Regions from separate parts of the Homo sapiens genome. Here regions 1, 2, 3, 4, 5 and 6 are each linked to region 7. A link is an interaction called in ENCODE POLR2A ChIA-PET data of the cell type or tissue named here. Cell type or tissue: MCF 10A. All regions are shown on one strand. Each heading gives the region's core, and the rest is flanking DNA. Links, peaks and the distances in the headings are about the cores only.

Region 1 (4,338 bases), core at 172-4,171, 160 kb after region 7:
CAAACCAGACCCCAAGAGAGAGTCCTTGGATTTCACACAGGAAAGAACTCAAGGTGAGTTGCAGGGTGCGGTGAATTGAGAGAGTTTATTGAAAGCTATTCCATTACAAAGTAGAGCATCCTCAGACAGCAAGTGGAGGAACATGCCATCATTAAATTTTTCTTATATAGGAATCTTGTCTATATAAAGACTAAACTAAGCTGTGGCTATGTGTGGGTGGGCCGACAGCATGAAAACATTTATTCTCCTATTGATTTAAAGAGAACTATCCTTGACATTTTAGTGTGTTTAAGTACATCAAAGCATAACTATAATTATCTTGAAAGCATATATTTTTATAGGGATTGGGACATCTGGGCTTTCTGTTGTTGTAGAAGTTTGTCCTTGCAGGGATTACCAAGCCACTTCCTTAGCTGTAAACATCTTAGGGCCATGGGTCCTGACTGGCAAGGAATGTGTCTTGCTAGTTTTAAGATGGGCTTGATTTGAAAATGGTGTCCATCTGGCTCTCCTAGGCTCCTGCTTTCCTAACAGTAAGGGTAAATGCTATGTTATGAAATGTCATTTCTGCCTTTAGCTTGCAAACTCTTGATGGTGAAATTCTCCTGTCCGTTTTCAGTGGGGTATTTATTCTGCATCCACGTCTTCACAAGGAGCTGAAAACAAATTGGATGGAAGCAACTGGGTTTTATGGGACACGTTAATGTTTTAATGTCATTTGGTGTGGAATTCAGATGTCCAAGCAACATTTTACACTACAAATCTGCAACTTTAATAATCACTCAAAGTACCTGAACCTCAATGCTTTCAGACAGACTTGGTATAAAGCCACCACCTCTTTCTATTATGGCAGCCCTATCCTGAGGACACAAATTTCTGCAGGGCTTCTGGCATATCTCTGATTAAACAAATGTCAACAAGGTTAAAACAAATGTCATCTCTGATTTGTTTGTTTTAAAGCCTGGATTTACTCATTGAATATTTCACTCCTACTAGCATGTCTTGTAGTAGTTTTCTTCAGGGACCCTAATTATTGCTATTAAAAATATGTGTGCAGCTACATGTTTTTTTTTTATCAATTTGCAATGAAAACTTTAATTGAATAATCTATTAGTGTTATTATTTGAAAGTGAAATCTTTTCCTTTTGCTTTCTTGTTCTCACACATAGTGCAGACAGTTTCCACACGGGCTCATAAAAGGAATGATTCTGCCTTGTGTGAACTTTTTGCCTTTATTGTTAATTGCACCATTTTGTGACTGGCTTCTTGACCCTGTTGTAACCAAGCTCATAATGTACATTATTTCTTATTTTGCAGTTGTAGACACTTGAGGAAGTTCCCATTCTTTGTTTCTTCTTGCTTTTGTTCCCTGTGATAACTTTTTCATGCAGACATTTTTTTTTTTTTTTTTTTTGAGACCGAGTCTTGCTCTGTCATCCAGGCTGGAGTGCAGTGGCATGATCTTGGCTCACTGCAACCTCTGCCTCCCAGGTTCAAGAGATTCTCCTGCTTCAGCCTTTCTAGTAGCTAGGATTGCAGGCGTGCACTACCACACCCAGCTAAATTTTTCAAATTAGCCACCCCACCTGGCTAATTTTTGTATTTTTAGTAGAGACAGGGTTTCAACCATGTTGGCCAGGCTGGTCTCGACCAGGTGATCCACCCGCCTTAGCCTCGCATAGTTGCAGGTGCTATTCTGAGCTCAGGGCTCTGGCAGCTACAAGCCCAAGATGCGGTCTCCAACATGTGGCCATTCAATGTCATGGCGCCCTCTACTGGTCCTGGGAAGCGCAGCTCTGCCAGTAGCTCCAGCAGGGCACAGCTGTTAAGTCGTGATGTTCTACAGGTGACCAAAGGGCAATCTCTGGACTCCTTAGCCGCTAGGTCCTCTCTGTAGCAGGACCCAGGAGAAGGCAGGGGCTGAGGATGGCTCTCTTAGACATTTGTGATGAACCAAACGTGTGCATTCATGAAACTTCTGTGAGCAAGCAGGTGAGTAGAGTTGGGTTATAAAAAGTCTTAGGGTCTCACTACAGAGATGGACTTGCTGTGTAGATGGTGCAGAGCCGCTGAAGAGTTCTACTTGGGGTAATGGTGTGATTGGGTTTGCGTTTTAGGAAGATTTCTTGGCCAGAATGAGGCGGGCAACCCAGAGCAGGGAGTGGCCAGAGGTGGGTGTGCAGTTATGGGCCAGTAATCCAGGTGATAAATGGTGTCTCTGAGCTTCAGGTGGGGGTGCCACATGTCTCCATCTGCTCTGTACCCTTGAGACTGGCCTTATGGGCTGCCTTAGTGGTCTGTTGTCCTCTATCTCCTGGTTGGGCTCAGGCAATGGGAGATCAGAGGGAGGAAAGAGAGCTTGGTTAGAGTGCACCCGCGCCCCTTCAGGTTGGCAGTGGCCACATTCCCCTATACAGAAGGCCACAGTTTCTGTCAGTGGCCCTCCCACAGCCCCAGCTTTCTCAGTGGGCCAGCCACCTCCCCATCCCTTGCTCCTCCTCCTCCAGAGAGGGTTGTGGATTTCCACTGTCAGCAGTGCCTGGAGCTCCACCATCTCCTGCTGCTTCCTCTGGACCTGCCTGCAGTTTTATAAATAACCTTTCCTTACATTACCTCTAGCATGCACCTTTTGTGTGTATACTCTGCCCCCTGTCAGCACATGACTCATGCCAAAGAGTTTGAATTTTTTTCTCCAGGCAACGGGAGGTCATTGGAGGATTTTAGACATTGAGAACAGATGTGTATTGTGGAAATATCTGTCTGACTGAAGTGACCAGGATGGTCCAAAAGAGCGAGAATTTGAGGCAAGCAAACCATCAGCAGGCCAGCAGCAGAAATCCAGGTCATAAACAGGGAAGCTGAGGCTCACAGGGTTGGATCAGGGAATGGGAGAGGGAAGCCAAACAATTCCATGAGCATGTCAGTTGCACATATGACTTGGTAACTATTTTTATTTTTATTTTTATGTTTTGAGACAGAGTCTCGCTCTGTCACACAGGCCAGAGTGTAGTGGCATGATCACAGCTCTCTGCAACCTCTGCCTCCTAGGTTCAAACAATTCTCCTGCCTCAACCTTCCAGGTAGCTGGGACTACAGGTGCGCACCACTACACCCAACTAAGTTTTGTATTTTTAGTAGAGATGAGGTTTCACTGTGTTGGCCAGGCAAGTCTCAAACTCCTGACATCAGGTGATCCACCCACCTCGGCCTCCCAGAATGATGGGATTACAGATGTGAGCCACTGTGCCCAGCCGGTAGCTAATTTAAAAAAGCTGTAAATTTAATGTTTTGGGTTTTTTTCAGGCCACAAAATGATTGTTTCAAAAATGTCAATAGCATCAAAATGTTCTGCTTTTCCCTGTCTTAAACCACTCCCCAACATTTCCCACACAAGCTGGGCTAAGCCAGCTGGCCCTTTCATTGGTGTTAAACCTGGATCTTTCTGGAACCACTGTTAAATCACTTAGACTAGTCTAAGAGATATATGGTCACCAGCCTGTATAGTGTCATCAAAGTATAATGTGAGCCACCTACATGAGCCACATAGGTAATTTTAATTTTTTTTTGTACCTATGTTAACAAAAATGGAAAGAAATAGGTGAAGTTAATTTTTCAAATATATTTTATTTAACCTAATATTCAAATTATTATCACTTCAAAATGCAATACATATAACATTGTTGAGACATTTTGCATTCTTTTTTTGGTGCCAGGTATTTTTTATTCTTAAAATATTTAATTGACAAATAGATTATATATATTCAATGTGATGATTTGATTTGACAAGCATCTCATTTTCTCTACTCTCAGGCTCTGGCAACTACCATTCTACTCTGTTTCCATAAAATTAACATTTTCATATTTCATATGTAAGTGAGATTATGTGGTATTTGTCTTTCTGTGTCAGGCTTTGATTTTACTTAGCATAATGTCCTCCAGGTTTATCCAGGTTATCTCAGATGTCAGGATTTTGCTGAATAATATTCCATTGTATATATATATGTACCTGATTTTCTTTATCCATTTATCTGTTGATGGACATTTAACTTGTTTCTGTATCTTGGCTATGGTGAATAACGCTGCAACGAACATAGGAGTGCAAGTATCTTATTGAGATACTGATAGTATTTGAATGTATTCCTTGAAGTGGAATTGCTGGGTCATATGGTAATTCTATTTTTAATTTTGTTAGGGAATCTCCATACTGTTCTCCATAATGGCTGTACTAATTTACATTCCTATGAATAATGTACAAGGGTTTCCTTTCCTCCACACCTGGCCAACACTTATCTCATTTTTTAATAATAGCCATTCTAACAGGTGTGAGATGATATCTTG
Region 2 (4,338 bases), core at 154-4,153, 92 kb after region 7:
AAAGGTGCAAAGACAAAATCTTCCATTTTTAAACAATGTAAGAATGTGGTCCACCTCATGCTCAGGTGGGACTTTATCATGACGTTATTTTTGGGGACTTATAGCTGCATCATTTACCCCATATACATTTACCTTTAGTGTAGGGAACTGAGGACAGGAATTTTGTTGATGCAGACTCTTGCTAATGAGGCTAACACTTGGAGAATTTTTATCATGCATTCAAGAAGCTTGTTTTACATTTCTTCATTAATACTTTAGTTGGTGGTTTAGCTTTAGTTGTAGGCTTATCAGATATTTGGAGATATCTTCATAAACGATGGCTTTGGTTTTAGAAGAGTTATTCTGAAGCTACTATTTCTGGCAATAATCAAACAGCATGGCCATTTGTTTTGTAAGGCCTTTCCTAGAATATGACGGTAAAATCTACGTGTGGAAAAATGCTTATTCTTCTGTCCTCTATAAATGTGAATCTAGTTTGTCTTCAAAATGAAATCAAGTGATTAAAATGTAGTTTTCTAAGAAGATAAATGGAGCAAAGCACTCTGTGTTTCACAGTGTTGGAAATCACTCATCCCTCATAAAACTGTCCCAACTGATCCTGACTCACATGAATGAATTAAAATAAGAGTTAATAACATCAATTTACATTTTTAAAGACACTTTCCCATGTTTTAGACTATTGGTTGGAAAAGCTGGTAGGTGTACAATTTGTGGAGAGTTGGCTGTTTTTGTCTGTCGTTGTTTGACGTATTTCAAAGCCATATCTAATTTTGTTGCAGAATGGTCTGAATTCTACAAAAATGTTGAGTTGTGTAGTGTGGAGAAGTACGGAGCCATTTACTGAAAGGCTGGGGGGAAATGACGAGACCCTGAGATAAGGCAGTAGTGGTGCGAACAGAGTGGAAGGGAGGTAGTTGAGATATGTTCAGAGTAGAATCAGAATGGACATAGTGAACAACTGGATGCAGGTGGGGGCTGAGGAAGCAAAGTTGAGGATAATTCTGAGACTTCTAGGTTGATCCACTGAAGTTACATTATTCAACACCACAAGGAAACTAGGGGAATGAGAAGGCATACTGGTTTGCTTTGGAGTGGAAGGGCAGTGATGTAAGAGGAGTTAATGAGTTAAAGTTTGGATATGCCTGAACTTCAATTTGATATGTGCATCTGATATACCCTTGGGGTGACCCTCCAGGCAATGGTTGAACATGTGTATTTCTTAGTAACTGATAGGCATCACAGACTCACATCAGTAAGGAAGCAACAGCAAACTTGATTGGACGATATACCTGGAACTCAGTACCCTATGACTGGAGCAAGTCTCTGTCAGTGAAATGAGGATAAGAAGAATCTTGACCTTGTGGAATATGTTGTTAGGAATATATGTGATGAACAACATAGGATACTTCCTACAGGGCTCCACATGTAGTAAGGGCTTTATAAATGCTTGATAAATATTATTGTTGTAATTTATTTCCAAAGTAAGATGCCACTGGAGGAATCTTTGGAACCCAAATTAATAACAAATAGGACTGGATGCAATGGCTCACACCTGTAATCCCAGCACTTTGGAAGGCCAAGGCAGGAGGATCTCTTGAGCCCAGAAATTCAAGACCAGCCTGGGTGACACAGGGAGACCTTGTATCTATGAAGAATTAAAAAAAATTAACCAGATGTGGTGGTGCACGCCTATAGTCCCTGCTGCTTGAGAGGCTGAGGTGGGAGGATTGCTTGAGCCCATGAGGTTGAGGCTGCAGTGAGCCATAATTGTGCCACCACACTCCAGACTGGGTGACAGAGTGAGACCCTATCTCAAATAAATAAATAAATAAATAAATAAATAAGTACAAACCAGCAAACACTAATCCTTTCTAGAGATTATTGAACTCTGGAGGGCAGATCTGAATGGAGCCAGCAGAGGGACCTATGGAGATCAGCCTGGCCCTGGACAGCACCAGGCAATGGGGTTGCTAGAGAGGTAATGGGGTTGAACAGGGTTTAAGCCATGAGGTCTCAAGAATCCGTGAAGACTCAGACTAATTTTTTTTTTTTTGCATGAGGATTAGGTGTTCCTAGGAATTTCAATGAGAGCAGGGTTAATGAAGGAATGCAGGGTAGGAGAGCTGAGGGAAGGCATCTGAGAGAGCCTGGCTTATGAATGGCTGCGTCAGTATGGCTCACCTGCTTTCCTTGTATCTACTTAGCAGATGATCCCACCCCAGGCCTCCAGGGCCAAGGTCATTTCCACATAGTCATGGGCCCTTGAGGGCCTGGAGCAGTGTAAGGAAGACAGAGTCTTAAGAAATTGCATTAACAGTCATGGTGCTTGGCAAGTGTCGTCATCCTATGCCAAGCCTGATCTGAAGGGGTGCATGCTCATAGGTAGCTGCTGCCCAAGATTACAGCAGCTTCTTCAATCCCAGATCCATGCTCTCCTATATTCATTTTTCCAGGGGTTCCTGTCCTTCGACAGTGATGAGATGCAGAATGACTTATTGAGTTATTCTCCTGATAGTTGCCAACTTTTCCAAATGACAATGGGGCATGGAGCTTGAGAGTGGAAATGAGGCCCTAGGGATAGCGTGCTTAGGAAAACACTCCCAGCCTGATGTAATTCTGGGGGTACAATGGCATTTTCATCATCAAGACTGATGTAAAGGGTGACTAGCAGTGAGTTGGGGGTGACTCGCACTGGGGCTAGGTTTCTGATTCTGCCTAATCCAGACAGAGCAGAAGCACTAGTGGGCTGGTAGAGGGCCTCCAGGGCCTCACTTAATGTCCTGGAAAAACAGCTCCAGATTGTTGGTTCACGTTCTGAGGACAAGCTTGGGTACTACAGGATAGAGAGAGTGGTGGGAGATGCCGTGGCCTGCCCTGCTGATGCCTGCCCTGCCATTCCTGCGTGTGATGTCTCTGGGGCATCTTGCCTTCCCTGCCCAGACCTGTAGTTCAGCTGAGGGCATGTGGAGGCCAAATGGCTTCTTAGAGTGTTACTTTCCTTGAACAGCTCTGCTGGGAGAACTGGAGGAGCTAGCTAGTCACGGTAACTGCAGCAGTCAAAGGATCGTCCCGGTGGAGGTGGGGTGGAAAGGTAGAGAAAGAGAACATATAGCGTTTTCCTTGGAGATGTGTGGGCATGTCATAGAGGAAATACCCAATTCCTGAGCCTTGAGCCCTCCAGGAAACCTTGGAATATTAGGTTAGTCATCCCCAAGGAAGTCTAAGAATTCTGGTCTCACCCATCTCCTTTAATTCCCACAATGATCCTACATGATATTAAGGAACACGGGCCAGTAACCCTCCAAGCAATGGATGTGGTGGTGAAGTTTGACCTCATGATGGAGCGGAGGTTGGTTTGAAACCTAAGAATTTAATTTATTGTTTCAAACTGTTCTCCACTCAGCGTTATTAAAGCATACATAATTGACACATAAAAATTGTATATGTCTACGGTGTACAATGTGATGTTTCGATCTATGTATACATTGTGAAATGATTACAACAAGCTAAATAACATACCCATTCATCGTGTTTCAAAGGAATTAAACTCAAGCACAAAAGAGAGGTGCTGTTGAAGAGTAGGGCTGCTCTATCTAAGTAGTATGTCTGGGGTTGTCCTGGATCAGGGTCCTTTTGTGCTAGTAATAAACCAGCCCTTCTGGGGCTGCTCCACTTTCCCCACATTTTCTTCTGGAGCCTCCCTAAGAATTAGGACATGGCCACTTTCTCTGCATAGGCTTCCTACTTCAACAAGGACAGGGCTTGTGCTGCCCCATGCCACTTGAGTGTCCCTACAGCACAGAGCTGAGTGCACACTGGCTGAGTGAGGAAATCCCCCAGATTAATCTTGGTTCTAAGCATCATGGCTGTATTTCACACGTATATGAATTACAAATTACAGCATAGTCGAATAAGGATTTTTGTGCTACAACTGGAATCCCAGATTATGCAAATTGGATAGTATAATATTGAAATTCCTAGGACTTTTTATTAGTTTTAAAAAATTATACAAGCTTAGAGTAAGAAATTAAACAGTGCAAAAGAATTCACTGTGAAAAGTAAAATGCTCTGTCTCTGCTGAGAGACAGATATTGCAGCCCAGATACTACTGGGGTCAATAGTTTCCTTTAAGCATGCCATTTTGATGGTTTATGGGACTTACAGCTCAAGAAGCTTGACACTAGGGTTGATCTCAGAAAATCATTGTTGCAGGTATTAGATATGACCGTCTCATAAAGATACACACACAGACACAGCGATTGGAGATATTCACTGGGGCTTATGGGCTGCTTGTCCTTTCTGCTCTGTGCCTAAGTTGGGCTCAGAGTAGCCTGGCAT
Region 3 (4,338 bases), core at 75-4,074, 100 kb after region 7:
GAAGAGACCATGTAGCTGCTTTCAGCCTCGGTTTCCTCCTTTGCAAAATGGGGATTACACTACCTGCCTCACAGAGATGTAAACTTATGACATGTTATCATGATTGCCAGGGCCCACCTGTTTTCTTTTAAACATTGAAATCACTGTGCCTGAAACAGGGATTTCCCTGCCCTTTGTGCAAGCTCCAGAAACAGGAGTCAGCCTGAGTCCCGCAGCTAAGAACGTGGATTCTGGTCATTTTCTCATAGCGAACACACTTCACAGGTCCTTCAAGGGAGTACATTTTCCTATAACTCACCTTAATCTCAGTTGAAGCCTCGTTTCTTATTTTGCACTGTGGCCAAAAACTAAATCTCATTTCTTTCACGTAAACTTCAGCAATTCAATAATAGTACAGTCATTTTATGTTTCAACTGAACCAAGTCAGGGTTCCACTCCTGCCTCCCCTTTCTGCTCTGAGGACATCCATGAAGTGGAGGGGGTCTATGTAGCCTGGAGCTATTGGTGAGGGGCGATGGGTCCGTGGTGGTCTTGGGGAACTGCGGGGCTGTGTCTGGCTGGTCTGGTGTCTGGTGATTGGCCTTGTTCCACGCGGTTCACGCTGCAGGACAGTTCGTGTCCTTCTTGTCCTAATGATCAGCTTTTAGGCTCACGGGCCTGTCTCTGCTGAGATATGGAATAGGACAGCCTCTGGATCTTCTTTAAACTCTCCTGGGGCCACAGGGGACTCTGTTTGTGTCTGTGCCCACATAGGATGATTCTGCCCAGACCTTTGCTGCCATTTCTTGCTGTTCTGCTGTTTTTAGTCTCTGGAGGGCTTGCAGTTTCCTTGGGGTCCCTGTGGAAGCAAAGCAAAGTCCTCTCCACGCTCAGATGTCTAAACGTATCTGGGTTTTATCGTCCACCCATCCCAGAGCTCAGTCTAGAGGAGGGGGCAGCCTTCGGGTTCTCTCCTTCCTCCCAGAGCCTCTTCCTTTGCACCAGGGCAGCCTCTTCCTATCTGTTGGAAAGGGCTGTCTGGTTCTTGAATATAGAGTTGCAGGTTTGAGGGGTGTAGGCTGAGGTAAGGCAAACTATCACATGGAATAAAAATTACCCTGTGTCAAGGAACAACCAGAGCTGGACAGTTTTTAAATGTGAAAACCAATTTTATTCAGGACTATGGCGAGAGGTGAAGTAAGACCTCAGTATAGAACTGGGCTCAATTCCAAATGCAGCATGGGCAAATGGGAATGTATAGCCTAGGAGCAGGGTGGGAACCTGTGGATGAAGAATTACTAAAAGGGCATATCAGGGGTGAGGGGGCGTCCTGGCTACACCCACTAACTACTGTTGCTGAAGAAAGGCCTGGTGACATCACTGGGGAATGGTGGGGGATGAAGAATCCAATCAGATGGATATTGAGGATAAGGGGATCTTGATAAACTGGCTTAGGAGGGTTTTTGCTAAAACTGGTTTTCATAGGTAAGTCCACAGATAGGTCTTGGAGAAAGTTCAGGGACCTACGGTTTGTTCGGGCAGATGCTTTGTCATCTGTCACACTGGCACTGTCACCTGGCTTTCCTTTAGTCCCTCCCCCCCTTTTTTTTTTCTGGAGTAGTTTTGGGAGACCAGAGGAGCAGGGAGTTAGGGAGAGTAGTCAGAAAAGGCCAGAGAAAATAAGGAGGTGTCTGTAGGGAAAATCCTTAAATCCTCTAATTAAATTAATTTAATTTATTTATCTGGGACAAGGTCTCACTCTGTTGCCCAGGCTGAAGTGCAGTGGTGTGATCTCGGCTCACTGCAGCCTCGACCTCAGGGCTCAAGCAGTCTTGCCACCTCAGCCTCCTGAGTAGCTGGGGCTCACAGGTGTGCACTACCATGCCCGGCTAATTTTTGGGTTTTTTTTTTTTTTTTTTTTTTTTTTTGTAGAGATGAGGTTTCGCCATGTTGCCCAGGCTTGGTCTCGAACTCCTAAGTGATCCATCCACGTCGACCTCCCAAAGTGCTGAGATTACAGGCATGAGCCACTGTGCCCGGCCTAAATTCTCCAATTTTTAAATGCTTCCCTGTTCCCTGTTCCAGATTTGGGATATTGACTGCTGTTAAATCAGCGATTTCTCCCTGTGGAGAGGTAGCCAATAGGAAGCAACAAGAGTGAGGAGTCCTTATATCGAAATAGAGGGTAAGAGAAGAGACAGATGTTATCTTGGCAGTGATTTAAGAACAGCGAGTCTGTAAGCAAAGCAAAGCAAGGCTCCCAGGTGCTGAGAAACAATGGCTTTCTGGGGAAGCGTCTGTGTTCAGAACCTTAAGTTGGAAACATCTCTGAAGATGTTTGCCATGAAGGTTTTCTTCTGAAGTTGAGTCTTTCATCACTAGGTAGGCGTGTTTTGGAGGCTCTATCAAACAGATCCTGTGTTTATTAGGAAGCTGTGGTTCATAAAGCCCCATGCTAATTTTGCAGGTAGCAGGGTGGCCCTGGCCTGACCCGGGGACAGAGTGGCTGTCCTCCCTCCAGGCAGGAAACTCTCTCCTGCCACCTAGTGGCTGCATACCCACATTTCAAGGGAGCTTCTGGGTGGTGAGTTTACCAGACTATGGTCTGAGGTAGAGTTAAGCAAAACAAAACTAAACTGCATAAAGAAACAGAAAGAAAATCAGGTGTTATAAAAACAATTTGGCATTTGTTTGTGTTTCAGCTCCGTGTCGATTTATTGCTTCCACAAATAGTGCCGATATGCACCAGGCACTGTTGTAAAACTGAAAATATGTTTTTGGATGTGCCCAGTCTGTGAGTATTAAACGATGGTTGATTTGAAATTTGCTATGATTCATATTTCTGGGGGTAAGATGCAGGATTTCTTTGGGGGGCCTAGGATGTGGCATTCCAGAATTCTCAAAGAATCAACCCTGGTGGGACCAGGAAGAGCTGAGCTGAGGCCTCTCTGCTCATGTGTACTTACTGGAGATCATGGAGACAGGTGAGCCTGAGTGCACGTCTCACCAAAGCCACAGCAGAGGGGGAGGAGGCGGAAAGAGAGCTCTCTCCATTTCTGAGAAGTTAATGGTAACAATGGCATACATACCTACTTTACAGTTGAAATTGGAAACCACAGCATTAAGTGTTTCCAATGAAATTTGGCAATTTGGGAGTTTTCTGAGCTGCATTGGATGTGGTTTTGCATGCTGTTAGGATGAGCAAGAGATGATGGAGAACATCTTCCTTTTGAGCTTCCTCTTGGACGTGGGTCACTCCCACTCATGGAATTAGAAAGCTTAGACCTAGACTTGAATCTCACCTTCTCAAGGTGCTCCCGGGCAAATCACTTAAGATCCATCTTCTTCTCCTCCTGCTCCTTCTCCTCCTTCTGAGTTTTTTTTTTTCTTTCCAAAATTCAAATGACACGGTACTGGTAGAAGAAAAGGTCCAAGTCTGCTTTTACAGCTCCCCTCATCCCCAAATGTACTCCGACCCCAAGATGACCATGTTATTATTTGATTGGCATCCTTCTAGTTTCAACTCATTTCTTTGCATGTATATGCACGTACATATACACTATTTTATTTTGCCAGGGGTCACGGTTAGCTGCATTAATTTCTTTTAAAATAATCTTTATTTAGTTATAGTTTACATTTAACAACATACTCATTTAAGTGTATAGCTTGATAAGTCTTCACTGTAAACCAAAAATAAAATTCTAAGCCCCCCCAACCATCTGAATGGACCCCTCTTCTTGGCCAAGAGCATTCCAAAGTTAACCTGAAAAAACTAGTTCAGGTCATGATGGAAGGGAAGGTTGGACATGCCCCAGTATACCCTTCTCCCTTTTGGAATTCAGGAAAAGCTGACCAGCATTAACATCAACACAGACCTTATGTCTGATAGGAAACTTTGACAATCTATTCCCTCTGAAGCTTGCTACCCGGAGGCTTCATCTACAAGATAAAACCTTGGTCTCCACAACCGCTTATCATAACCCAGACATTCCTTTCTGTTGAGAATAATCTACCTTGTAACCTGGAAGCTCCCTGCTTCAAGTTCCCTCACCTTTCCAGATTGAACCAATGTAAACCTTACATGCATTGATTGATGTATTATGTCTCCCTAAGATGAATAAAAGCAAGCTGTATGTTGACTGCCTTCAGCACAGGTTGTCAGGACCTCCTGAGGCTGGGTCACGGATGCATCCTTAACCTTGGCAAAATAAACTGTCTAGATTGACTGAGACCTATCTCAGATACTGTTGGGTTCAAATATATAACTTATGAAACTAATACACAAATCAAGTCATAGAATATTTCCATCACTCCTCATCTACCCCCAAATTTCCTTATGCGTCTTTGCAGTCAACCTCC
Region 4 (4,338 bases), core at 254-4,253, 85 kb after region 7:
TTAGAAGAGATGAAGAAGGAGATGGTATAGGGTAGTGGTTCTCAATTCTGGGTCCATGGTGGACTCACCTGGGGACCCTTAAAATGTACCGTGGAGGATCCCAGCCCAAGAGATTCTGTATGACTGGTCTAAGATGTGGTCTGGGCACCAGGTGATCCCAGTGTGCAGCCAGGCCTGAGGCCACTGGATTTGGTGGTAAATGAGGTAGCTATCAAGGGTACAGACGTTGGTTGCCAACAGGCTTGGGCTTGAATTTAAGCTTTGTCACTGACTTGCTGTGTCCTCCTGCACTCGTTGAGCCTGTTTTCTCACCTGAGAGATGGGTGTGATAACACCTACCTGCTGTAGTTGTTGTGAGAGTTAGAGGAGATAAGCATGTTCCTGGAATGAAGTGTGTTCTTAATCCATCATAGGTTTTTTGCTTGTTTGTTTGTTTGTTTGTTTGTTTTTTCCTTTTCAAGAATGAGGTTGAGCCAGACTTTGACAGCTGGGTGGGAAGTGAACATGTGGTGATTGGGAGAGAAGGGCAGTTTATGTGAAGGGAATGTAATAATTAGAGAGTGGGCGTGGGAAGACATGCTGGGGAGAGTGAGCAGGCCGGTTAGCCCTGGTAGAGGGTGCAAGAGAGCAGTGCGGAATCTGCCAGGGAGACAGGTGGGTGACCAGGGTGCCAAGGGTGTGGCTTTTCCCAGGTTCCCATGGACACAGCCATCCTCCCAGATGCCCAGCCTAGCTGTGAGTGAGCAAGAGTTCTGGATTGTCTCTCTCACTCTGTCTTTTTCTCTCATTCCAGAAACAAAGCAGTGACTGGTACTTAGGAGGAGAATCAGGTCAAGTTGGGAGAAACTTGCTTCTGCTCAGGGGAGCAGAAGCAAGAATGGAGGCCCCACCCATGCTGGAAGATGATGAGGGTTTTGGTTCAGGGAGGAGGAATATTGGGGATCTAAAGGGGCCTGGGAGTGGGGCAGGACCCTGCCTTAGGACAGGTAGAAACATTTTCTATAAAAAATGGGGTGGAGGTTGATGGTAGGACCAGGCATCTTTAGTTGGCTCCCTGGAGTGTCAAGCCCTTGAGATGGTCTTTAAAAGCCATGCAGTGGGGTTTGAATCTGGTGTTCAAGCTCATAGGTTATTAACATAATGACACTTGGAAACTATTTGGGAGAGCTCAAGTGAGTGGCCTGGAAGTTCTGTGTTGGTGCAGGAGGTGACTTAGGATGTGCTGCTCCAGACTCATATCTTTGACTGCACACCTGATGCTTCATCTGGCTATCCTGTAAGCACCTTCAACTTAACATGTCCTACACAGAACTCTTGATATTCCTGTTCCTCCCCCAGTTCCTCAGTTCTTACCAAATGTTCTTCCAGTTACCCAATTGCTCAAGTAAAAAATCTAAGTCCTTCTCTTGGATTTCTGCCTGTTCCCTCAACATCCCACCTATCCATGAGTGTTCTGTGGGCCCTGCCTCTGAAATAAATCCTGCCTTTGTCTCCCAGTTCACTCCAGCCACCCATCCTGGGGCTGCACCCTCCTCCTTCCAAGCCCTCTCCCTTTCCTTCCTGGTGCTGCCTGTCATGTCAAGCATATGCATCAGTGCGACCAGGACATTTGAAATGCAACCAGTACAATTGGGCGCGGTTATGCCTACCAGTTTTTCTTCCTTAAACATTTTATATTTATGTTTGAAAGCATGCCACCTTTCTTCACTTGCCAACTTGACAGATTTATTAGTTGACAACATCCGCTGATAGCATCAGTAATAAGTTAATTGTTTTTGCACATGTAGCTTTAATTATTCTCATTATCATTTATAGGAGTTATTCTTTGTAAAGGGTAACTGAGTTTTCCAAAACAAACAGAAATTTGGGGTGTGCCCATGGAGCGTGACTCATGAAATCAGATTCTTAGAAGGACCTCGGCAAGTCTCTGGGTTGCTGTTAATGAGCCTGGCTGGCTGCCAGGGGTGTGTCTGCCCTTTATGAGGCCACGACTGTTCAAATGCTTGCCTGCAGCATTACTTGCCTAGGTAGTGCTTGTTTCTACTGAACTGTCAGGGATCCAATTCTTTGTGGTCTAAGTAACAATACTCAGATTCACAAGGAATTGATTAATAAGCCAGAATGCCAATGTATTACATTTTTGATGAAGACCATATTTACAGTGATTGTATCTGCTCAAGCTCAAATTAGGATTAGAGTTCTGACAAATACATATGTGAGAAGTATGAGGTTAAATACTTGAAATTTGGACTTTTCTAGAAAATCTGAATGTGATTGCCATTCACATACCTTTCTGGGGATGATGATTCTTGTACTTTTATTTTAAAAGACATAGAAAACTAACTTAAGAATCAGATTGCTTGGCTGGGCACAGTGGCTCATGCCTGTAATGCCAGCACTTTGGGAGGCCAAGGTGAGTGGATTGCTCGAGCTCAGGAGTTTGAGATCAGCCTGGGCAACATGGTGAAATCCCATCTCTACCAAAAATACAAAAAAAAAAAAAAAAACAACCAAAAAGAATAAATTAGCTAGGTGTGATGGTGCGTGCTTGTAGTTCCAGCTACTTGGGAGGATGAGGTGGAAGAATTGCTTGAGCCCAGGAGGCGGAGGTTTCAGTGAGCTGGGGTTGCAACAGTGTACTCCAGCCTGGGCGATAGAGTGAGACTCCGTCTCAAAAAAAAAAAAATCAGATTGCTTTATTGCTGGTTTTCTTTCTAAAACTGAGATTGGGTCCCATCATCCCCTGGCCCCCATTGGTTAATGGTTCCTCCTTTGTCTATTGAATAAAATACAGATGTCTGCTTTTGGCAACATGGTTGAATGTAGACACTGCAGGGTCTTCCTTACTCAAAATGAGTAAGGCTTAGATAAAACACATTTTGAAATGCATTTCTGGATGAACAGCAAGGAAAGGAGATCTCTTAAAATCCTCTTTCTGTCCCCCTCTCCCTACCCCCTCCAAGTGGGCTTAAGTAGGAAGGGTGGTGAGCGGCAGGTAAACACACGTCAAAGGCAGTCTTCCTCTCTGAGGGAAAACACTTGTATAAGCATTGCAATCAATGGGCCTCTTTAATTATGTGCCAGTGGCAAGAGCGGGTGCTGAACCCAGGGGCCTGCCTCAATCCGGGGCCTTTGAGGCAGAATAAAGTGGTCTCAGGTTGTTGGCATTTCCTTGCCCTTCCACCCGAAGCAGACACAAATCCTCTCTGGAGGCAAGTTCCCCAATTCAGCCAGTACAACTCCCACAGACTAAGATCAATCATGTACAAGCTCACAGACAAAGGTCACCAAACACACAGAGCAATAAACAAATTCATGAGTGACGTGAATGAGAATAAACAGAAACAATAACCACCAGCTGGGATGCTCTAAGTCTTCAGCTGTTAGAATTCCTGAATATAGAATAAAACTGCCACAATGGCAAACATGCATCTAGTACTTACTGTGTGCTGGGTTCTAAGAATTTTGCACATTGTGCCAGATACCGACTCAGCTTCACACTCACCCTCCTACTGTGCCCTCTTAATTTGCACTAGATTAAAAGGTAGAAAGGAAGAGGCAGCTATTCTGTTCTTGGCTGTGCCTCTGGCAGCACATGCAAAATGGGCAGTAACAGTGGCAGTCACAGGTAAGTAGCCTTCTCACAGTGTGGAGTTAAAGGCATGGGACTGAGACGAGCAAGGTTCCTAAAGGGACAGTGGCCAGTAGATGACCAGGGGCTACTGGAGTGGCTGCATGGCTCTGTGGAAGCTCAGAGGAGCCTTGGGTCCTGCAGGTGCAGTAGCAGCTTTCTGTAGTTCCTGATCTCTGGGTCCCACAATCTTCCCCGTTTTTGCTCCTCCACTTCTAATTTTGTAACTGACTTCCCTGTGTGTACTTCTCTCTCTGATTGAAATAGCCAGACTGGTTTCTGTTTCCTGATAAGACATTGTCTGGTACGAACACAGTAACTCATTTAATCCGATATCTCTATGAAGGAGGTACAATAATTATTCCTATTTTACAGATGAGGAAACACAGCAGAGAAATAAAGTCAATTGTCTAAGGTTGCACATTTAGTCAAGGGAAGGGTTGATATAACATATAATTATTTAGAAAACATCTAAGGAAATAAAAGGCATAATTTAAAAATAAAACTAGGCAGGTTTAAAAAAATGAAGTAATCTATAAGTAAAAAAGTATAATTGTTGAAATACATATCTTAGTGGATGGGTTAAATAGCTGAAGAAATGATTAATGAACTGGAAGGTAGTTCTGAGGAAATCAGAATTCAGCATAGATAGAAAAAATGGGAATTTACAAAAGTACACAGGAATTATAAAAGAGGTTAAATTATAG
Region 5 (4,338 bases), core at 202-4,201, 110 kb after region 7:
ACGCCATTCTCCTGCCTCAGCCTCCCGAGTAGCTGGGACTACAGGCGCCCGCCACCGCGCCCGGCTAATTTTTTTTGTATTTTTAGTAGAGACGGGGTTTCACCTTGTTAGCCAGGATGGTCTCGATCTCCTGACCTCATGATCCACCCGCCTCGGCCTCCCAAAGTGCTGGGATTACAGACGTGAGCCACCGCGCCCGGCCTAGTTTTTTGTATTTTAGTAGAAACAGGGTTTCACCGTGTTGCCCAGGCTGGTCTGAAACTCCTGAGCTCAGGCAATCCACCTGCCTTGGCCTCCCAAAGTGCTGGGATTATAGGCATGAGCTGCTGCATGCAGCTCTCTTAATTTCTTTATTTGATTTTTATTTTTCACTTCAACAGTCTGATAAAAAATGATAATCTAATGATCTTAGTCCATTTCGTGCTTCTAGAACAGAATACCTGAGACTGGGTAATTTATAATAAACAGAAATTTGTTTGGCTTACAGTTCTGGAGGCTGGAAAGTCCAAGATCAAGGAGCTGCATCTGGTGAGGGCCTTCTTGCTGTGTCATCCCATAGCAGAAGGTGGAAAGGCAGGAAAGCATGCACAAGAGGGCTGTGGGGAGGAGGCAGAGATCATCCTTTTATCAGGAATCTACTCTCATGATAACAGTATTAATTCATTTATGAGGGCAGAACCCTTATGACCTAATCACCTTTTAAAGGTCCCATCTCTCAACTCTGTTGCATTGGGGATCAAGTTTCCAACACATCACATTTTGGGGGACACATTTAAGCCATAACACAAGTGAACTTAATATGACAGCTAATTATTTCTAAGTAAGCACACCTAGCAAATTTTTGTTTGTTTTACATTTTTATGATTGCAGCCAGTGTTGGACTCTCTACTCTAATTCCACATTCCTCCCAGGTTTGTTCTAATTCCATTTCTGTCTTGTATTGTTTTCCGCCTACTCTTTTGTCTTGGAGCAGATGGCTTATTCCAGTTTATATGTAATAAAAGATCTTTACCAGCTGCCTTGATTCTACCTACTTAAAACCTCAGGAAGCCATCTGCTTCTCTCTGGGCCCTGCACCTGCCCCAGTGTTCAGGTGTTCCTCATTTTCCTTGGCTCACATCTTAGTCTCCTAACTGGTCTCACAGCCCTGCCCTTCTCTGCAAGGACCCATCTTCCACATTGTCATGAATGGCAACATTACAAAAGGAAAAACTCAAAGCAATGCTGCCATGCCTAAGGACCCTAACCTCAAGGGACTATGTGACATCTGTGTCCAGAATGCTCTGTGACAGCTCCTCAGCCCCATCTCCAGTCCAACCTGGCACTGAGGCCCAGTTAGATGGAACCACTGTGTGTGCTCAGAACAGGCTGGCTTCTCCCTTGCCCTTGGGTATTTTCTCTGCCTAACAAGCTCTCCTCGATCCCTCCCCTTTGCTGGCTTTCCCTAGATGTGAATGTCACAGTAACAAAGCCATGGTAAATGGGTTCCCCGTCATGTCTCCAGCACCCAGCTTAGCACCTGGTATGTACTAAATGAAGACCCTCTGGATGAAGGAACTGTAAGCCATTTGAGGTCCAGGTGGCTGTCCTGTAAATGATCTTAAGCACTTTCCCCTCCCACAGGTAGGGTCTAGAGATAGTTTTCTGTGGGTCTTTGCCCAGTTGTCAAGAGACCCAGAGGCCACAGAACCTCAGCACAATAGTGGTAACTGTGCCATTCAGCTTTCTGCGTCCTCAGACTCCAGCCTTCTTGCTGGATCTCTTGGATCTTGGAGTTTCTCTCTTCTTTCTCTTTCCTCCCACATGCAGGAAGCTCAGGCCTGCACACCCGACAGTTGGCAGTGGGAATTGTGTATTACCTGGTTCCTTTTACCTCACATGAAGCTGACTTTCCCAGCTAAGTCTTTACTCGGTGGGGGCAGGTTATCAGAGGTCCTGGTTATCGAAGTAATATTAAGGCCTTTGTAGAGAATTGGAAAGCATGGAAAAATGGAAGAAAATCATTACCAACTCCGCCTTTCAAAGGCAACCACTCTTCACACATTTCTAGCCTGTCGTCTGACTTCTGTCTGCTAGCCATTTTAACAGGAATCCCCAGATTACAACCATGTCTTTACATTTTAACATTTCTTAGGTAAAAATAGTCTTCACTTAGGTGATCCTCCTAAAGGGAATTATAAAATAATATTTTAAAAGGAAGATTGGAAGATGACAAAATAATCATTTTTATTCATATTGGAATTGGGCCTTGAGGCAATCTACTGTGTGGAGGTGAGATCACACCTAAGGGATTAAGAAAATGAGGAGGCTGATGCTTGGAAAGAGGCCAGCTGGTGGTAGGTTTTCCAAGTGAAACCAAGGGATGAGTCAGCAGACAAGCAGCCGGCAAGTGTCCTCCACACCTGGACGCCTGGGTGGAGGTGAGAGAGTGGAACACTTTGAGAGCTCCCTGGCTAGGAAGAAAAGAGAAAGCTTTTCCCAACAGCCAGTGGAGCAGGAAGGGTTGGCCTGCACAGTGCTATGATGAAATAGCAACCTGTAGAAACTTCTAGATTTCCCACAGTGACTTTCTGCACTGTCACTAGAGTGCAGTGCGGGACTCTTCTGGCCACACGGTCCACTTTGGGTCTCCCTAACCAAGCGTGTGGTCTCCCCACCCCTGGGATCTTAGATTGTGTCACCATCCTACCTGTATTCAATCTATCGGTCAATAGTTATTGAGCACCTACCACATGCTACCCACTGTATGTAGTGCAGGGTGCTCAGCAGAGGATTTGCAGGTTAAATCCTACTACATATCTCTTCTCCCCTCTTGGGTTCCCTACAGAGGAAGATGTACGTAGCTAACTCTATATAACAAAGGGCTAACTTTGTACATGACTGGACAAGCATCCAATAGCATCCCAGTACAGGGCTCCTCTGGTATCTGGGTTGGGTGGGGCCCACAGTAGGGCTCAAGGCTGGAGAAGAGTGTCACGCTACTGTCCTCCCATCCAATACTAGATGGTTGGGTGTGTGAAACAGACTCTGCGTTTACCTGCACAGCCAGCCATGTGGATGACGGTTGGAACTGGGAATGTGTGGTGGATGTTTGGGTCTCCTTCTAGAAGGCTCTGACCAGGCACCTTTATTACTCGGGGGCAGGAGAAAGAAAGAGGGCAAGAGGATGGCTGGGCCTTCTCTCACGAGGGAGAGGTTGGCCAGATCTGTCCTAAGAAGCACGTCCTTCCTCTGAGTGCTGCAATAAGGGAAAGGGAGCCTACTCCACTGGGGCTCAGGAAGTGAGCATGGACCTGGGCACAGCCACGGGCTATCAGCACACCACCAGCCTGCTCCCTGGCCCAAGGCACCCCAGCACATGTCAACACAGCAGATTAGCAACTTCTCCACCTCTGCAGGGTTGGAAAGCAGGCATGGAGGCATAGAGGAGGCATGGAGAGCACTGAGGGGCAGAAAGAGGATAGCCTTCCTTGGAGAAGAGACATTTAAGCTGGGCCCTGAAGGATGCGTTAAGGATGAGACCGCAGAAGGGCGGTGCTGAGGTCTCAGCGTAGGCCTGTCTGGTTGGAAGCTAGGTCTTAGCCATTTGGTGGAGGTTTAGGGACTGGGATTCAGCCTCTGGGGGAGGACACTAAGAGTAAGCATGTAGGTTAGGATTCTAGTCCAGCAAATCAGGACCATAGAACAGGAGTCACAGTGGGAGAGCTGTAGGTTCTTAGGAAACCACAACAGACATACTTACACAGACAAGGAAACACAGTTGGACTACCAGCACTTCATTCATCAAACATCATTGAGCATCTAATGTGTATCAGGTTATGTCACAGCCACTGGGGTGACAAGATAGACAAGGCTCCTGTTCACATGCAGCTTATGTTCTTGTGGTGGAGACAGGCAACAGACCAGTCACAAAAAATAAGTTAGGGAAATACTGGGATGGTAACTCGCTCTGTGAAGAAACTGTTACGTGATTGGGGGAGGGTGGCAGGTATGGAACCTGGAGAGGTGGGGCAGGGACAGTCTCTGAGGGGTGCTGATGAGAAGCAGCTAGGCATGAGAAGATCTGGGGAGGAGCCAGGCAGAGACCGTAGCATGTGCAAAGTCCCTGAGCTATCGGTGGAATCTAAGAAGGAACCTGGGGAAGCCCTTGAGTGTGGCAGGGTGAGTGCAAGACTGAGAGTGGAGGGCATGAGGTCAGAGGCGTAGATGGGGCCTTGTCAGGGTGAGGAATTTTAACTAAGATGGGGGCCATTGAATTGTTTAGGCTGGGGAATGACAAGATCTAATTGACACTGTAGAAGGGCCATTTTATTCTGGGCAGGGTTGAGGCAGGGACTC
Region 6 (4,307 bases), core at 1-4,000, 53 kb after region 7:
AGGATAATCAAATTTATGTTGAAGACTTGGTTGTCTTCCTACTATGAAATGGGAAACATTATCACTACTCCTCCCCTGTCACCACCAAGTGTGGCCACCACCACCAACGTTAGTGAGTGACTGTGGTGATATGATGACCAAGTGGCCAGGTCAGCAAGTGGTGCAGCCTGTGTCTCACTGGAAGAGGTTAAAGTCTTTCTAAAACAAAATACCATGGCATCAAAGTGGCCCAGAACTCCCTTCTTTGAGCTTTCCCTGTGTTAGAGCCCTTCCTTGGGTTGGGAGTTAAACCCATAGTCTTACCTTCATCTGTTTAGGGCCATCAGCTTCAAAGAACAAGTCATCCTCATTGCCACTGTAATAAAAACAGGGACATGTCTCAATTATGTCTTCTAAACAGGTTTATTTTTCCTTCCCTGTGTACAAGACTTGACTGTTCATAAGAAACTGCAAACAGCCTGCCTCTCAAAGCTGCCTGAAACACCTGGCAAGTTTCACAGTGATATGCGCAGAACAGTCCAGAAGGCAGATTCTAGGCCTGGCAGGTGGGCACCCTGGGTGCTCCCTGTTGGATCTTGAGGCCTAACCTCTAGCCCAGCAGAGTCAGCTAAAATCTGAGCTCTCCCTCTCCCTCCAAGCCACACTTTGCAAAGGGATTCCTTGTATTGTGGGCTTGGAGTCTTTTCTCCCCATTTGCCTCTGCAGGAAGCCCTTGCAACAACACATCTGGATAGCCTCCAGGTCCCAAGGCTGGAGGGACTTGTAATGGGAAAGTAGTCTTTAAATCAGATTTACTTGGCACCCTGTTTGCCACTGAAAGAGGCAATTTAGGGGAAAAATCTGGTCTCCAAGCACAGATAACACTCTACTCTTGAAAGAGGAGACCTGCTCATGTTACTGGTCTCAGCGTCTCCACTGACCTGTAATAAGCCATCATTTCACTGGCGAGCTCAGGTACTTCTGCCATGGCTGCTTCAGACACCTGTGTAAAAAGGAGAAAATGAGTGACTTCCCCATGACGGCTACGTTCATGTGTGATTTCTCTCAGCATCCAGTGCATGGCAGTCATGCAAAGAAATGATCTCTGAGTAAATGAATGAATGTGTGAAAGAGAAGTCCTTTGGGTCTAGAGAAAAGCATTTGCTAAACCAAACCCCAACTAGCAATGTATTGGCTAGGAGAGCTGGAGCAGAGGCTTTGACACTAACCTTTAGGGTGTCAGCTGTTAGATAAGCAGTATCCATTCCCAGAATATTTCCCGAGTCATAAGCATTATATTACACCTGGCATTTTTGCAAAAAGCTGAGAGAGGGAGGCAGAGAGGGAAGGAGAGGGAGAGACAGAGAAAGAAAGAGAGAGAGAGAGAGAATATGCATACACACAAAGAGGCAGAGAGACAGAGAGACTCCCTTAGCACCTAGTTGTAAGGAAGATTAAAGTCATACTTGAGCAATGAAGATTGGCTGAAGAGAATCCCAGAGCAGCCTGTTGTGCCTTGTGCCTCGAAGAGGTTTGGTATCTGCCAGTTTCTCCCTCGCTGTTTTTATGGCTTTCAAAAGCAGAAGTAGGAGGCTGAGAAATTTCTCTGTTGAATACCTGATTTCACAATCAAGTTAAAGGAAAGGGGAAAAGAGTATTGGTGGAAGCTTCTTAGGGGAGGGGACTAATAAACTGAGATAATTCTCTGGTTCATGGAAGGGCAAGGAGTAGCAAACTATGACACATTTTGCAAATGTATCACCATGCAAATATGCATTGTTTTCCTGACAATCGTTGTGCAGTTGATGTCCACATTAAAATACTGGATTTTCCCACGTTAGAAGAATGTTTAAATTTAGTATATGTGGGACAAAGTGGAAGACACACAGATTTATACATGCACATACTTTTCTTCATTCACTTCTTTGTACTTAAGTTTAGGAATCTTCCCACTTACAGATGGATAAATGGGTACAATGAAGGGCCAATAGCCCTCCCTGTCTGTATTGAGGGTGTGGGTCTCTACCTTGGGTGCTGTTCTCTGCCTCAGGAGCTCTCTGTCAATTGCAGGAGCCTCTGAGGAGAAAATTGACCTTTCTTGGCTGGGGCAGAGAACATACGGTATGCAGGGTTCAGGCTCCTGACGGAGTTGGGGCAACCCTGGAGATAAGCTCACACAACCCTGCAAGACCAGGTGCTGTTACCCTAGCCAATCTCATGGATGAACCAGATCAATGCCAGATGAGCTCTGCCTAAAATGATTTTTTGGTGAACTCTGAAAAGTGGAATATTGTTTCTGTAAGAATATCCATCTGAGACTCTATCTCTTGGTAATACCAACCAAGAGTTATCAGTTTCTCTTTAACCGAGACACCAGCAAAGTGCCTGCTCCAGGGTACTGCCCAGGGGAGCCCTCCATTTGTAGAATGAATGAGAGTCCAGGTTATGAACAGTGCCTGGAGTGTAGGAACACCCTCCTTTGCCTCTTTGACAGGTCTGCATCATAACACTTTTTTTTTTTTTTTGAGACAGAGTCTCACTCTGTCGCCCAGGCTGGAGTGCAGTGGCACGATCTCGGCCCCCTGCAAGTTCCGCCTCCCGGGTTCACACCATTCTCCTGCCTCAGCCTCCCCAGCAGCTGGGACTACAGGCACCTGCCGCCACGCCCGGCTAATTTTTTGTATTTTTAGTAGAGACAGGGTTTCACCATGTTAGCCAGGATGGTCTCGATCTCCTGACCTTGTGATCTGCCCGCCTCGGCCTCCCAAAGTGTTGGGATTACAGGCGTGAGCCACCGTGTCCAGCCTGTAACACTTCTTATAGCACTGAGTTGAAACCTTGCTCCTCCTGGTTCCTCCAGGAAACTGAAATCTTTTTGAGCCAAGTCTAGCACAGTGCCTGGCATGTACATTCAGGTGGTAGAGTTTGCTGCTTGAATGGGTGAATGGGAATTTGACAGCATTTTTATTCAAATTAGTATGTGCCAGGTATCGTGCTCGCTCTGCATTATCCAAGGGAGTGAGCCTCTGTGCAAGTATTTGAGACACGAGGGAAATAGGTTCTACTGTGGGAAAAAGAGCATTTCATGGACTTGCTCTCCAAGCAGCCTTCTGATTTTTAATTTGGCTCCCAGTATCTTGATATCAGGAGTCAGTCACAAGAACTCCATCTTTAGTAAGTTATATTTTCCACAGGAAATCTAAAAGCTGTTCAACATGTTAGTTTCCTGTGAATTTGATAAGCCATAATCCATTCCTAACACTGAGCCCTCCTGAAATTTGGTGTCTGGTCCTGCAGATAGCTAAAAGCCCTGTCTGGGTGGCCTAGGGGACTCCTCTGTTTTGCCTCCACAGGATCCACTTTGCAAATTAACCACTGGTTCTCCCGTTGTAGGAACTGCCACCTTCCTCAGAGCCTGTCTTTCTTCCTTCCTTCCTTCCTTCCTCTTTCTTTTTCTTTCTCTCTCTCTTTCTTTCTTTTCTTTTCTTTCTTTCTTTCTTTCTTTCTTTCTTTCTTTCTTTCTTTCTTCCTTTCTTTCTCTTTCTCTCTTTCTCTCTTTCTCTTTCTTTCTTTCTTTCTCTCTCCCTCCCTCCCTCTCTCTCTTTCTTTCTTTTTCTTTCTTTTCTCTTTTCTTTCTCTCTTTCTTTCTCCCTCCCTCTCTCTCTTTTTCTTTGTCTCTCCCTCCCTTCTCTCTCTCTTTCTCTTTCTCTCTCTCTCTCTCCTAGACAGGATCTACCTTTATCCCCCAGGCTGGAGTGCAGTGGTACAATCATGCATTCATTGCATGATCACAGCAGCCTCAAACCCTTCCTCAGAGTCTTTATGCGGCAACCAGCAGGGTCTGGAGGGTTGGTGGCTCTGTGAACTCTCCTGACAGAACACAGAGATGTCTTTGGTCTGTTGATGTGATTACAAGCTGAACGAAGGAGGATCAAAGCCAGTGACAGGAAGGGAGATATGCAAGGGACCCGAGCATCAGCTCTGAGTTAGTCCATTCTGCTTCTGGGACTTGGGATACAGGTCAGAAACCTTGAGCTTCTACTTCTCCATCTTCCAATTGTAGCATCCAGGACCTCAGAATCTGCCAGCTAAGAGGAGCCCTAATGATTGTCTGGTGGGATATGGTGGGACCACAGAGATGAAGACATGAATAGCTATTTGAATGTGAACAGCAGACGAAGAAATCAAGGCTAGGAGGGTGGAAGTGACTCATCCAATAGCACAGTGTGGTTGAAGCAGCACTAGTATCCAGGTTGCATGAGCCCCTGATGCTTTCGCTCGAGGGAAATTTTGGAGCCATGGGGCAATGCCCCCTGACGTAACAGTCT
Region 7 (4,338 bases), core at 234-4,233:
ACACATCACGTTAGGAGACAGACACCTGGTGAAGCGGCCTGCGGGGCCTTTCTCAGGATGGCATAACTAACATCCTGATGAAGCCTGCCCCAGGAGACTCCAGTTCTCAGGGATTTGGGATGGTTCTGCTCTGTTCTGGGAGAAGCCAATGCACATCAACTATTAGTTTAGAGAGGCAGCTGGTCTCACTTATAATGAAAGACAGGTCTCTGGACCTCTAGTGAGGGTAAAACAAAAGTATTGAAGATTCAAGTCATTGCTGTTCTCTTTGGATGAAGAAACCACTGTGTAAGAATAGCAGTCCCATGAGAATTACAGTCATTTGCTTACCTGATTCAGAGACAGATGATCAATGGAGGAACTGTCTTCTTCATTTTCACTGTCAAAATAAGATGATGAGAATGTAATTGTTGTTATTTCAGTGTGGTCTCTGGCCAATGTACTTTAATGACCATGATAGTTGTGGGTCACACACATACACATGGCCATTACTGTCATCTTTGAAATTTAAGGACTTCTACACATACACATAGGTAGAGTAATTCATATCTTACTAATCTGGAATTAGTAGTCATCAAGACAGGCTTTGAGCTTTACCTGTGCTTTATCTGTAAAAATTGGACTTGGCTAACAAATTGAAGAGCTTTAATTGAAGTTCAGGGAAGAATGTTAAGCTCCTTTAGAGAAAAGAAAGGTTTTGAAGCACTTCCTTTTTATTTTAACCAAATAGATTATATGTTACACATTACTTTCATGTATTCACTAAAACAGATTTCATAATTTATACTTAGTAAAATATCCAGGCAAAATTTTGACAGCCTAGTTTGTGTTAGTATTTACTACAGATAATGGAAACATCATGTTAGTTTAATATGTTCCGTAATTTTATCTTTGTGTTCATTTACCTTTCTTCTACATCTGAGTGAGATTTGCCTGCATATGTGAGTTCACATGCCCAGCTTGCTGTGGAGCCATTTCCTGTTCCTGAATGAGATCAAGTTTTCCTGAGAATGGACCAGTAAAACCCATTCTTATATCAGGGCATGTGATCTCAACAGAGGCTGTGTCTAAGTTGATGCTGATATTCATGTAGGGCTCAGCAGACCTCAAAAATAATTTTTCTAAAATGGCGGTCTCCCTGCCAATGTAATCTCAGTTTAACATGCTGAATGCTTAGTTTTTCTGGGTCTTCTCTGAACCTGCTCTGACTTCAGGACTAGTACACATCTCTACAACCTCTGCCGGCCTGCCCCCATGCTGGCCACTGTTATGCCTAGCTGGATTCTGGTGAGCCTTGAAACCCTCATTAAATCACAAGAGATAAATCTTATTCCTTACCTGTAACAGTTCTTCAGGTCTTCAAACATGTCTGGAACTTTGGCCATCTTGACTTCTGCAACAGAGAACACCAGCCACCATCAGCTCAGCCAGCCTCTAATCCAGATATCTGTGAGGGGAGCCCCTCCTCTTTGTGCTTCCTGAAAACTTTGTTGAATGACTTAGTCCACATTCAGCATTTTCTCCATCTTCTAGCTCCTTTGAATTAGTTTGCTATGTACCTGTCTCCTTTATTAGATCGTAAACTTCTTTTAGAATGTTTTATTTATGTTGGTATTCCTTATGTGCCCAACCTAATGTATTGCCAGAACAGGCATTCAATCAATGAAAGTTTGAAGAGGTTACAAAAACACCACAAGAATAAGGTATTTGCCTTACACAGAGGTAAGAGAGAGACAGAGTTGGAAATTTTCAATTTTCTCCTAATAATTTTGGATAGTAGAGATTCCCTCCCATGAGAAGCCTCAGTTGTATTCACCCATGCCCTCATAGGAAACTAGTTCTGCTGTCCCTCAGTATAACGAATCAGTCCTTATCAGCAAAATGAGAGAATCATTTTCTGAAATCTGACTGTAATTCTAGGTCACATACCAAACCAGGGAGGGACAAGAAAAGAAAGGAGAGGCTGTAGCTTTAGAGAAGGCAATGTGAGAGAAAACAGCCAAAGAGAAAAACAACAACAGAAAATACTTTAATAGCCAGAGATGTGAGGACAATACCTTTGCTGACTCAAACGCCAATGAAATGACTCCCTCTCTGGCTGGCAGCTTAAGCCTGAGTCAGTCTTCTTCGCCTTTTGTAATTGTCTTAAGTAGGCGTGGCTACGTGGCTACAAGTGCGTCGTCAAAACGGGGAATTTACAGGGAAGAATTCAGTTTTGTATTTTTCTATGTTCATTCAACTCGATACTGGCTAAAATAGTGAAAGATGGCATAGCTGATATTATTGTTGTTTGCAGATATTCCAGAAGTTATTGATTTGGTTCATTTATTCACCCCTTTGCTTTATAAGATGACAAACATGTAGTCTTAGAAAAAGGGAAGCGCGGGAAACTTATCAAGTTTCTAGGAGGAAGGGAGAAATCGTGAAATCCGAAGTCAAGGGGCTAGATTTGGAGAGGAATTTATTAATAATAATAGTTCTAATAGTAGCTGTAGTTGTGTTCTGGCTGAATTTGTTGATTGTGCTCCAGGGTGAATTGGCAGAATACTTGGCAGCTCCTGGCAACTTTTGAGGGAAAATGAGCCATCTTTTCTGAAGAGGGAAGTTTGCTTGATTAAGGCATAAATCACCTCAGAGTTTGGGGTGACAAGCTCCTGGTTAGGGCAGGGTAGAGAAGAGAACAGTGGTATTTGAGCACAAAGAAGTCTTGATCCTCTTACTCTTCTGAATATTGTCAACACATTTCCTATAGAGGGGATGGAGCTTCAGGAGAGAACTCTCCACCCTGGCCCTGTTACAGTAAAGTAGCCCTCTACCAAGGACCAGAGAGAAGCCTGGTCTTCTGTAGGATATGCCCAAGGTGTGTCTTCTGTAGAAGAAGGTGTGTGCAAGCCCCGGGAGGTATGCGTAAGGCCTCAGCCAGAAGCCAGTGGCTAAGTTTGGGAATGGAGATTGGGAGAAAGGAAGGCATGGATTTTTACATATGAGCCTTCAATGGTGTTGCCTGGTTACTATTATTAAAGAATTTCTCAGCTTTTATAATTCCTGTGGCCAGCCTAGTTCAGGTGGTAGAACACCAGACTCTTAGCAAATGAATGTTTTGGGTTCCCAGTTGGAGTTTAAGCCATGTATATTTTAAATAGAGGAAATGAACTAGGTGTGATGGCATGCCCCTGTAGTCCCAGCTATTCAGGAGGCTGAGGCAGGACAATCACTTGAGGCCCAGAGTTTTAGTCCAGTGTGGGCAACATAGTGAAGCCCCCATCTCTAAAAAATAATAAACGCAAAAAAGCATGGATCTGGGAGGAAAGCAGCTTGTGTGAGTTGGATAAAGTATTCCCTCTGTTCCTGTTTAATTGTAAATAATGGGGTTGGTTAGGTGTCATAAGGTCTATTGCAGGTGCAAAATCTCTTATTCTGATTTAATGCCAGTCTAATTCTCCTGGTCATAGACCTGGTGCTATAATAGTTATAACAGGAGCCACAGAAATAACCACACTTGGATGTAAGCAATGTAAGTGTAGCACCAGACTAGGGTAGAAGCTTGGGTGTCTAAGGATGAATCCTGAAGCAACAGTGATGCCAGCCAACTGGCTACATTTCTGCTTACCTTGGTTCCTCTTTAGGCAACACAGAAATGTTAATCCTGATTAACCCTCTCCTCCTGAGAATCTTGTGAGGGCTATTGCTAAGGAACAATTGCAAAGCACATTGTGAATGTGAGCTGCTATGGAGATGCAACTAAACAAAAATAATGACAATGCTAATGATGGCTTCAGTCACTCAAGAACCTGTATAGTCATCATTATAATGCCTCAGTTCACCAAAGAAAATATAGTTCTTATGAAAATACTGGCTTGAAAGCTTCAACAGGGATAACATTTTCAGGTGAAGGCCACCATTGAAAGCCTGAAGATATTTAGCTTCTGGGAGCAATGCATACCATCTCTTTGGTAATCCAGGAAAAAAACCCTGGTTCCACCAACATAGGCAATACCTATCCTGGTCCCATCCTCACTCCTCTGTTGTAAATAATTCCCCAAAGGTGGTTGTTGAATTTTTCAAAGAGAACTTGGTTGAGAAACAGCTAACTTGGGTTAGAATATCACCCAACCTTTTCCTTCACATGATCTTCTTGTAAATTGATTTTTAAAGGAAAACTAGGGTGGGTGAGGTTCAGAGAGAGGTGGGTCCTTGCATTGTTTTGGGGAGCCCGCTTTTCTGGGACTGTGAACAACAGTCACCTCTTCTAGGGAAGGGACAGTGGAACGTACTGGGCAGGGCTCTACTGGGTAGATAGTGGAACATACTGGGCAGGCCTGTGGTGTGTGCGTTGGG

Evidence for each region. Peaks named below come from ENCODE experiments on the same cell type or tissue, not always from the same donor. Only the 100,000 strongest peaks of a DNase experiment are listed, where the experiment ranks them.
Region 1: POLR2A ChIA-PET joins it to region 7 with 12 read pairs; 5 of 35 experiments call an interaction of 5 or more read pairs at or near these places.
Region 2: POLR2A ChIA-PET joins it to region 7 with 10 read pairs; 2 of 35 experiments call an interaction of 5 or more read pairs at or near these places.
Region 3: POLR2A ChIA-PET joins it to region 7 with 24 read pairs; 4 of 35 experiments call an interaction of 5 or more read pairs at or near these places.
Region 4: POLR2A ChIA-PET joins it to region 7 with 16 read pairs; 3 of 35 experiments call an interaction of 5 or more read pairs at or near these places.
Region 5: POLR2A ChIA-PET joins it to region 7 with 21 read pairs; 4 of 35 experiments call an interaction of 5 or more read pairs at or near these places.
Region 6: POLR2A ChIA-PET joins it to region 7 with 15 read pairs; 6 of 35 experiments call an interaction of 5 or more read pairs at or near these places.

The regions. Positions count from the first base shown.
Region 1 is chr2:112,940,162-112,944,499 of GRCh38, forward strand. No RefSeq gene overlaps it. Among named protein-coding and RNA genes, the nearest start is that of IL37, 31 kb to the left of the region's middle. In MCF 10A, for the core only: a CTCF peak has its summit at 1,782 (motif pointing left); a DNase peak (open chromatin) is centred at 1,760.
Region 2 is chr2:112,874,525-112,878,862 of GRCh38, forward strand. No RefSeq gene overlaps it. Among named protein-coding and RNA genes, the nearest start is that of IL37, 34 kb to the right of the region's middle. In MCF 10A, for the core only: no CTCF peak of the experiment used is centred there; no DNase peak of the experiment used is centred there.
Region 3 is chr2:112,882,577-112,886,914 of GRCh38, forward strand. No RefSeq gene overlaps it. Among named protein-coding and RNA genes, the nearest start is that of IL37, 26 kb to the right of the region's middle. In MCF 10A, for the core only: a CTCF peak has its summit at 2,515 (motif pointing left); a DNase peak (open chromatin) is centred at 2,515.
Region 4 is chr2:112,867,785-112,872,122 of GRCh38, forward strand. No RefSeq gene overlaps it. Among named protein-coding and RNA genes, the nearest start is that of AMANZI, 30 kb to the left of the region's middle. In MCF 10A, for the core only: no CTCF peak of the experiment used is centred there; DNase peaks (open chromatin) are centred at 1,527 and 1,947.
Region 5 is chr2:112,889,123-112,893,460 of GRCh38, forward strand. It overlaps LOC105373563 (a long non-coding RNA gene), which reads right to left. Exons shown (of 3, transcript XR_001739645.2): 2 at 1,860-1,960; 3 at 503-596. Among named protein-coding and RNA genes, the nearest start is that of IL37, 20 kb to the right of the region's middle. In MCF 10A, for the core only: no CTCF peak of the experiment used is centred there; a DNase peak (open chromatin) is centred at 2,379.
Region 6 is chr2:112,835,263-112,839,569 of GRCh38, forward strand. IL1B (interleukin 1 beta) reads right to left here and starts at 1,517. Exons shown (of 7, transcript NM_000576.3): 1 at 1,446-1,517; 2 at 921-982; 3 at 304-355. The coding sequence starts at 967. In MCF 10A, for the core only: no CTCF peak of the experiment used is centred there; a DNase peak (open chromatin) is centred at 1,609.
Region 7 is chr2:112,782,386-112,786,723 of GRCh38, forward strand. It overlaps IL1A (interleukin 1 alpha), which reads right to left and starts at 2,108. Exons shown (of 7, transcript NM_000575.5): 1 at 2,058-2,108; 2 at 1,339-1,393; 3 at 331-379. The coding sequence starts at 1,385. In MCF 10A, for the core only: no CTCF peak of the experiment used is centred there; a DNase peak (open chromatin) is centred at 2,116.